Linked DNA regions of Homo sapiens: region 1 is linked to region 2. Evidence: chromatin contacts called from ENCODE Hi-C data. All regions are on one chromosome and are shown on one strand. Each heading gives the region's core, a stretch centred on a gene start or an enhancer-like site at or near the end of the contact. The rest is flanking DNA. Distances are from core to core; before and after follow the strand shown.

Region 1 (4,653 bases), core at 1-2,500, 1.8 Mb before region 2:
CCGTGCCCTCCAGGTAGTCATGATCCCAGTGCAGGTCAGTGAGGAAGAGGATGCGGCTGACAGGGGCACCTGGGGCTGGGGGGCTAGGGGGTTTGGGGGGCGGCTTCGGCACAGTAGGCAAAGAGATGTTCCAAGATGAGAAAATGTCCCAGTGCCCACAGGTGGAGCCCAGGAGCAGGCCACAGGCCTCAGATGGGCTCAGCACTGAGCGTCTCCACACCTCCACCATGTCATCCTCAAAGAGGTGGACAATGGATTGGCACACGGCAGGTGGTGCTATCTTCAGCAGATTGCACAGCTTGATGGCCACGGAGCCCACGCGAGCCACATTGGGTTCCTTCTGCAGTGGGAGGAGCGCATGGTGAGAAATCAGAGGCAGAGCAGAGGAACCAGGCCAACCCCTGGCCACCACCCCTTGGGCCTCCATTTCCAAACTGGGGCTGGGCAGGACTCAGTGCACCAAGCTCAGTGCACACCTTTGCCTTCCAGATATTGCCCTGTAACTCAGGCAGCACCAGGCCATCGCTTCTTCTTTAGCTCAGCGGCCTGTGGCATGAGGCCTTTGCTTGGCAAGCTGACTTCCTCAGGCACTGTCTGCATTATTTTCTTACTTCACAAAGGTCACAATGGGGTGATGGTGGCATGTAGCCATGGGTGTCCCCAAAGGGGAGCAAACTCAGTGATGGATTGTAGATGCCACCCTCTCCATCAGGGATGCATTCTGAGCCCAGCGCACCAGCATCAGCCCCAGCCCCCAGCCCCAGCACTCCTTTCGGCCTCCTCCACTGCAGCCCCTTCAGTGCTCACCTTCAGCCCGAGGTTGATGGCGGTGAATAGACCTTTGCAGATTGGGCAGGTGAGGTTCCCCCACCCAAAGACATCTCGGAGCCGGGGCACTATGCGATGTAACCTGGCAGGATGGCCTTGGGGAGAAAGAGGGTGAGCCTCTGCCGGAGCCCAGAGAACCCGAGAGTCAGACAGAGCCAGCGCCAGCGCCAGCGCCAGCGCCAGCGCCAGCACCAGGCCCATCCAAAGGAGTCCGGGGGCTCCGGCGGTCCCGTCTTGTCCCTGCTCCCGGCCGGACCTGGGGCAGCTCTGGCGGAGTGACGCTCCGTAGCGGGGCATTGTCGCGCTTCCTACACGGGGCTGGTTCGTCTGTCCCGTCCCCCCCGGCCTGGACCCTAGCCAGCCCTCAGGGCCCCGGGCGGCGCCGGGGACACCCGATTACCCTTCTCTGTAGTCGGCTGACTGCTCCGCGGCCGGCCGCAAAGCAGCTCCGCCCCTTCCTCTTCCTCTGATCTCTGACAGCTGATCTCTCGGTGGCGGGCGGCTGTCAACGCTGCGGAGGCGGAGGGGGCGGGGCGCTCCCGGGACCGCCCCGATTCCGCCCCCTCTCCCTGCCCCCGCCCTGCCCCGGGCGCACGGGCTGCGGGGGTGGGGACTCTCCCTGAGGTCACCAGGGGCTCCGCCTTGAGGTCACAGCCGCGGGAGGCCGTGCTCGTGCTTTGGAGCTCCATGTGATGTGGTCGGTGGAAGACGTCTCCTTTGTCAGAATCCGCGCTCAGATTCCCGGAATAGCTGCCAGACCGACCCCAGCGTTTAGCCCGGGAAGGGGAGGTAGGAGAGAGCAGGGCGGGCAGGATCCTCCCACTGGGTGTGTTGCCTCTGACAGGAAGGCGCCTTCCCTCGATTCCCCATGCTCTGCCACTGGCACCAGCCCTCTTGAGTCACCCTGAGAATCACTCACCTGTGATTCAGATGAGGAAACAAACCTTAGAGATGGTGAAGAGACTAGGAAGCCGTAAAGACCATATAGCCGTGGGGGCCAATAACATGGGCGGGAACCCAATTGGGTCTCCCACCTCCGTGTATCCACGACAGTAAAAGCGAGCATTTATGGAGTTGTTTATGATGTGCCAAGCACCAACCCAGGCACTTTATAATTAATAATCTTCAATTCTCACAACAACCCTAAGAAGTACCTATTATATTGGGGCTCAGAAATCCATACCCAAAATATGGTGGTTTGACTTACTAAGTTAAGCCTTAAGGTGTGTCTGGCCTTCCTACTCCCGCGCCCTCTCTCCCAAAGCCGTTACCTAGCGTCCAGACCCATCAAAAGGAACAACGGTTTTTTTCTTCCCCTCCCTACAAAACCAAGAATATAATCACACCTGAACAGACCCCTTCACATGATAATGTGCTAGTTAATCTGTTCCCTGATCCATTCCTTCTCCCTCAGCAGAATTCCTCTTCCCCTCACTCCCACAACCCCCTTTGCCTGAATGACACCTAAGCTTCTGAACTCGTCTGGGAAGTGGGTAGTCACTCTGTGGTTCCCCGTGGACACATTAATACAATTTCTATGCCTTTTCTTCAATTAATCTGTTTTTTGTGGGTTGATTTTTCAGCAGAATTTCAGAGGGCGAAGGGAAAGTTTCCCTTGGTCCCTGCAAATACTATTATTACCCTCCTTTACAGATAGGATGAGGCACAAAGAAGTTAAGTGGCAGAATAGCAATTAAACCCTAAGCTGTTTGACGAGTGCTTCTGAGGAATCCTCAGAGCTATCAAGTCCTGTCAGTTCTTTCCTTTGATAATTTTTTACAAGTGTTTTTTCCCCCCAGTTCTGGGGACATCATCTCAGATAGAGTACTCACAGTAATAATTAGCATGCATTTTTAAGATTATGTACTATGAAAAACAAAACAAAACAAAACCTTTTTATCTAAGGAAGATGAGCCCCTTTAAATTATCAGGCCCAGACAGGCATTTAAAATGTAGCAACAGTCACTCTCACTCTTCTTTGAGCTAAGTAATTATCTCTTGAAACCACTTGCTATGCCAAGTAGCCATTAAATGCCATACACCTTATAGTTCAACAATGTATAGCCAAGCGCTAAACAATGTATAACCAGTGTTATTTCTGTAAACAATGAGAATTCCTGATGAACAACTTTTGTATTCATTTCCTCTCCTAATTCATCTTTTTTTCTTTGAAAATATGAGCCTCTCTTTTGTTGTCCAGAGTGCTCCCCCAAGACAACTTGCAAGTGTGTCCTGGGTCGCAGTCCTCAACCTTGGCCCTTGGCCCGAATAACCCTCTGTAGGTACTTTTCTGAGGACTCTGCCTTACGTTAATCCTCACAACAAATTTGGAAGTCGGTATTATAATTATCCCCATTTTACGGAGAAGGAAAGTAGGATTAAGTAAGTGGCTCAAGATCCCACAGCTAGCTAGTAAGTGCTGGAACTGGAATTTGGATGTGTCAAGCAAAACATGTCTGAGACAGGTCTCAATCAATTTAGAGGTTTATTTTGCCAAGGTTAAGGACATGGCTGGAAGAAATAAACACGGAATCGCAGAAACAGTCTGTGGTCTGTGGCTTTCTCCAAAGATGATTTTGAGGGCTTCAATATTTAAAGGGGAAAAGTGAGCTGGAGGGAAAGAAGAAGGGTATGGTAATCCACATGTCGCAAGAGAAAAGGAGCAGGTAGGGAGATACTCAATTATGTGTTCGTCTGGCACTTTACATAAGATAAAGTAAATATGCCTGTGGAGATATTTAACCTTTTGTGTTTTTTTTGTTTTTTTTTTTTTGAGACAGAGTTTTCGCTGTTGTTGACCAGGCTGGAGTGCAATGGCGCAATCTCGGCTCACCACAACCTCTGCCTCCCGGGTTCAAGTGATTCTCCTGCCTCAGCCTACTGAGTAGCTGGGATTACAGGCATGTGCCACCACACCCGGCTAATTTTGTAAATATTTAACCTTTTGTCTGTAGCTATCTGCTTAGGAACAAAAGGAAAGGCAGCTTCTTGCATGACTCAGTTTTCAGTTTATTTTTTTTCCTTTTGGCATAGTCAACTGGAGTCCTGAGTTTTTATTTTCCTTTCACAAATGCAACATTCTGGCTCTATTCTTTGCTGTGTGGGGACCCATTCAGAACACCAGAGTTGGTATAACAATTATTTTAAGCCGAAGACATTTCAGATTCAATAGATGCAGAAATAAACCTTCTGGGAGCTTTCTTCATCTGATTAAAACTTCTGGGAAATGTCAACCTAAAGGGAAAAATCTAAGGCAAACTTGATATAAGTAGAGAGTTTATTTGGGCCAAGTTTGAAGACTGTGAAGCGAAGATTCAAGTTGCCCTGAGTATATGCTCCCAATTAGCAGAAGTCACAAGTGGGTTTTTAAAGGAGAAGAAGAGGCAGTTCCTAATGAGGACTAAGCTCTGATTTTTTCTTATCTTGCTCAAATTCCTATCGAAAGGGTCTGGGGAGTCATGCCCTACAAACCATAAATTCTTATCAGTTGGGTTTTATTTAACACTATATATTGTGACTGCCTTTTCAGTCATACTCTGGCATAAAATTACGTGATAAAGAAGAAAGTCAAAATATTTTACCCCAAAACATGTTTCTTTGCCATATATATATATATATATATATATATATATATATATATATATATGTTTTTTGGTTTGGGGTGGGGGGCGGGACAGAGTTTCACTCTTATTGCCCGGGCTGGAGTGCAATGGGGTGATCTTGGCTTACTGCAACCTCCCCCACCCAGATTCAAGGGATTCTCCTGCCTCAGCCTCCCGAGTAGCTGGGATTACAGGCACCCACCACCACCATGCCCAGCTAATT
Region 2 (5,125 bases), core at 1,547-4,046:
TTTAAAGAACTTGAATTAGACATCAAATACAAGGACATATAAAGCTACTTCTTCTTGTTTTAATCTAATGCAACTCTGATATCAAAACTAATAACAGCATTTGGCTTGTTCTGCTTCCCACTGTACAAAAGTCTTACTGTTAGTTGTGTGTCACTATTAACAATTGCTATTGTAATATACATCTATATTCTGATATATACCTTTTTATTTAGTTATTTATGTCTCTCTGTCTCATGCACACACACACACACACACACACACACATATGCTGCCATTTTCCTGTCCATGGCATCTCACACTGAAACTGCCCCACCACATCCTTGCTAGATCTTCCTATTACTGTTCCTTTCGTCTGCTTCTGAAATTGTTCTCTCTTTTCTACTTCCTGCTTCTTAATTTTTTGGAACACTTAAACTCTAATATAAAATCTAGGTGACAGCCTCAACCCAGAAGCACTTTCAGAAAGGCTCTCCACCACCTGTAGACAGAATTCTATGTTTTAATTTCTAGACTCACTTCCCCTTCCATCCCTGACCTCCTTCCTCTGCCAAAGTGAAAGTGGTAACGAAGTCCTGCAGATTTTCCCCTCTAGGCAGGAATTTCCTCTCTCTTAGCCAAGGCTAGCACTGAGTAGATAGGGACGGGAGGCCCTAATCTCCTACTTGGACTCCTGGGAGATGTCAGTTTTGCCTTCTGGAAACTGAAAACAATCTGGAATAGAGGAAACAGGAGGTATTAACTCCATCATAAGAGGTCCAGTAGGAGACTTTCAAGGTGGAGCGGGGTATCTACTCATGGTCTAGGCTATACTCCTACCCTCCTCCTTCCACCCCTAGCAGGTTCTCCTGCTGACTGACACACCACTAACACAGACAGCTATTTCTTCCCCTTTAAAGCCTTCAAGACTAAGATTATATTCTCATCAAGCCTAAGATTATACAAAACTAACTGAGGGTGTGGCTCATGCTTCCTCAGAAAGAGTAAGAGAAGAAAATAAATTAGGGGTCTCTAAGCAAGCATGTTGTATGACATGCAATAAGGTCAGTCTCTGGTCTCTTTCCAGAAAACCAGGCCTCAGATTTGTACTAACCCCCTAACTCTTCCTTAGTCCTACTTCTTCAGTGCCCCAAACAGTTCTCAGTTCTTGCTTCTCCTTTGATGCTACTCCTCCCCTAGAGCACAGATGGACACCATCCTACAGTTAGCCACTCATCTTGTTGTCCTGGTCTATCCTGGATTCAGGGCAGAGGGTTGGGGTCTGCAGCTACAGCTGTGGAATTTGTCCACGACAGAGCCTCACCTGGACACACCTGTCTCACAGCAAACAAATAAAGAAACAAACAAAACATTCTGAAGACATCTGTAAAGGAAAGCTTCTATGCCTTGGAAGTAAACTGGTCTGTCTTCAAAAGCCCTCTCTCCAGCCTTCCCCACATGAACGCAAGCCCCCACCCCCAGCTACCCTGATTGCCAGGGTTCTTGACAGTCCGTCATAGTTACAAATTGCACCTTACACATGAAAATGATCTCCCCATTAACTGTTTTAACTTCACAGAGATTCCAGAGCAGTACAACCAACTTGACCTTCAGCTCCTTAAAGGCAGAGACTATATGTCCCATAGTTGTAATCCCAGCACCCAGTAAAATATTGTCAAGAAAATTGATGTTAAATAAATGTTTAAAATGGCTTATTTCAATTAATCCATTCATTATTCTATTAGAGCAGCCATTTCTCCAAAACTGGGTGAGACAGAGGGTACAGCTCAGACCTAAGATACTTTTGTTTTTTCTCATAGACCTATTTGTTGCAGGAAATTTCTGGGCCTCACCCTTCAGAATTTTAACCATGGCCGGGGCTCAGACACTGGCATGAGCATTCTGGAGTATCTGTCCTAACAATTAAGATATTATATAATTTGGAACCGAGCTTCAATTGGAAGATTTCCTGGTTATTTTCTATGCGGATAGGAGGTGCCTTCACTTGCTTATTAAAACCTAAGTGTCAAGAGAAGGACAAGGCCCTGGGAGTACAAAGAAAAACCCATATCACTGTCTTAAGTAACAGTTTTTGTGTGTGCGTGCATGTGTCTATGTGTTTGGGTGAGGAAGGGATACCAGTTGTTTAATTTTTTTTTCCTTTTTTAATGACAATTTTTGACCAGGGTTTCCATTTCTCCATCAACTCCCGGTCTCTGTTGTCTGTTTTTCACTCTAAAAGTGGATTGTGGCAATAGTGATGACAAGCTGGTTGCTGAAGTAAAAACGAAAAAAGAGAGGGTTTTGTTTTGTTTTGTTTTGTTTTGTTTAAGAACCCAGTATTTAAAGCCTGGAACCATGAGAGGTCGCGAATCTTGCCAGGAACAGCAGAGTCCACACCATATGTGCGCCCAACCCTTTGCTAAGATGGGTCACAGAACCAGACTTGGCCAATCTCAGGCTTCTGAGTTTAACAAGTCAAACTGGCAAATGAATAGCCACCTGAGCCTCTCTTAATGCAGTGCCTGAGCGGCATCATTTGGGAGCCTCAATCCTTTGACCTATCCTAGAACTAACTCCTAGAACCCTCTACAGTTTAAGGGAATCTGAGTCGGTGAAGGGACCAGAAAAACCCAGGAAGTAGAGAAAAAACATTGACATGCCTAGAAGCGCCGAAACCCCCGTCTCATCACCAATTGGCTAGGGGTACCCTGGTCCCTGCCTGTGATTGGCTGCCCCCACAAACACACCGCCCCCTGGGCGAAGCCAACCTGGGCCCAGCCGGCCGCTCATTGGCTGCCGTCCCGCGAGCGGGGCCTAGAGCCGGGTGTAGTATTCTGGGAGCTGCGGGCTACTGGGCCTGCGCTGCCGGGCTTTGGGTTCTGGGCCTCTGCCGCTCTCTGGCCCTAAGTGCTGAGCTGCCGGGAACGGCAGCTTCTGACGCTGGGCCATTGGACGCTGCGGAACCAGGCTTCTTCACTTTGAGTTTCCGCCGCGAAGCGCCAGTCCGGGCCGAGGAGGGAGGTGGGTAGATAACTCTGCCTTTTCTGAAGTCAGATCCCGCACGCTCACTTTACCCCCACCCGCCCGCTGTCCTGGGGACCTGCCCAACGCCCTGTGGCCAGGCCAGGAGCTGCTCCCTGACTCCGGAGGTTACCGCCCGCCCCTCGACTCCCTTCCCGCTGGGGTCCTAACTGGAAGTCTTCCAGGCCCCGCCCCCTTCTCAAATGCCCTTCTCAGACTCTCGCTGTACCCTACGGAAGGCACAGTCAAAGCAACCGAACGTTTAATTATTTGAATTTTCTCAAAGTAATTCATGTATAATAAAAAGTCAAACATTAAAGCAGGTCTTATTTTGAAGAGCAGTAACTACCCATCCCCAGATCTTTGCAGAGGCTGCCACTTTTAGTTTGTCCCCATTTAGATGTTTTTAGCACCCTAAATCAAAATAATATGCGTTCCACTGTATTTCTGGATTTATCATTTTGATATTTCTTTGCCTTACTTTCTTACTGCCACAATCTTGTCAATTTTCCATCGCTATTTTAGGTCTTCCATTTGTAGCTTTAAATAATGGGTATCAACTTCCATTTATTGTTTTATTGACTTTAGATGGTGTCTCTTAATGTCTCTACTGACTTAGCTAAGGATATTAACACATCCTCCACTTTCAATCTACTATCGGTTGGAACTCAACATTTACATTTAGTTTTCACGTATTCAACAAGTATTTGAGGCACTGTTCTTGGCACTGGGGAAATAGAAATGGACAAAACAGACAATGACCCTATCCACATGAAAAAGTTCTAGTATGGGAAGTAAGACAATAGACGAATACATGGCAAATGACGTCAAAGGCAGGATCATGTAGAAGTCATTTTCAGCTGGGAGAATAGCAGGCACCCAAGTCAGGTAGATTGAATGGACGAGGGGTTTGCGGGAGTGTGTGGAAGTTTATTCCTTTGCCTAGCTGGGCACAGGTGCTGTTTCAAGGAGAGATCTTGTTAACCGGGAGCCAGGATAGATTATTTAGTAAGTTAGTGATTTACCAAAATGAGGTTTTAGGATACTGGATCCCACAGTTTGGTAGTGATAGTGGGAGGAAGAAAAGCAGGAGGCAGGGAGTCTAGTGAGAAGGCATGCCCTGCCAATGGCATATCAGAGTCCTGCAAGATTTACTGCTCTGCTTCCTGCTTCCTGCTACTGGACTGCGCTAAACCACAGTGATTTTTCTCTCCTCTTGAATTTGTATTATACCTTAAAGCTAAAGAGGTTAAGAAATTTGCCCAAGATAGATGGCAGAGCCCCAAGCCAAACATCTGTAAAATGAGAACAATAATGGCCTCTGCCTAGGGTTGTGAAATAAACCAACTTAATTCATGTAAAGTGCTCAGAACAGTGCCTGGCACATCATAGAACTGCTCAAAGAGTGCTTGCTTTTATTATTAATGTATGCTCTCAATTTACCTCACAAATGCTAAAAGGATTTTGGGTTTAGGAACTATTTCCTATGTCTAGCTGGTTAATTCATTCAACAAATATTTACTCAGCAATATCTGCATTGCAGGTGCTGTTTAGGTGCTGAGGATACAACAGGAACTAGGATCAACATGTCCCTTCCTTGTATAGATTCTAGCTGGTAACACAAACTAGCAAAGTGAATGAATAAATATTGCCAACTGAGCCAAGAGCCTGCCATTGACCAAGTTCCATGCCCATATGTGGCCCTGGCAAAAATCTCAGATTTCTTGCTGGTGTAGTGATTTCATCAATATGGGTGTGATGATCATCAAATGATCTTTGTTTTAATCTCCAAGGGATGTTATTTCATCTCTGCTTCTAGCATATCACTAAAAGCTCAGAAGACTACCTTGACATCTTGGTGAATAATAAGTACATTAGTGCTGGAGCAGTGGGCAGGGGTTTAAAAGGCACAGGAAAAGAACTGCTGTTTCCTTTACAGTTTTTGCATTTTAGTGTGCAACACAAGAAAACAAATTGAGCTTGTAGGCAATGGGCTTCTGGCATACTACCTTTTGACACTTTGAATTATATTAATGTAAATATAAACATACCAGAGAGTGAGGCTGGAGGTATTTATGGCCTTACTTCAGATACTGAAATACCACATTTTATGTGAACTTACCCA

What was found. Hi-C counts contacts between places; a loop is a spot of excess contacts on that map. Pooled maps may share reads with other maps.
Region 1: a loop to region 2 is called in a pooled map, with 12 times the contacts of the local background. The contact joins the promoter of SMPD1 here to the promoter of TRIM68 in region 2. A Hi-C loop is called at or near these places in 6 of 50 pooled maps.

What each region holds. Positions count from the first base shown.
Region 1 is chr11:6,387,071-6,391,723 of GRCh38, reverse strand. It overlaps SMPD1 (sphingomyelin phosphodiesterase 1), which reads right to left and starts at 1,250. Exons shown (of 6, transcript NM_000543.5): 1 at 808-1,250; 2 at 1-340. The coding sequence starts at 1,125. LOC124902624 (a long non-coding RNA gene) reads left to right here and starts at 1,368. Exons shown (of 2, transcript XR_007062573.1): 1 at 1,368-1,617. RefSeq lists a silencer at 1,034-1,533.
Region 2 is chr11:4,605,902-4,611,026 of GRCh38, reverse strand. It overlaps TRIM68 (tripartite motif containing 68), which reads left to right and starts at 2,796. Exons shown (of 7, transcript NM_018073.8): 1 at 2,796-3,000. RefSeq lists silencers at 2,632-2,841, 3,152-3,231.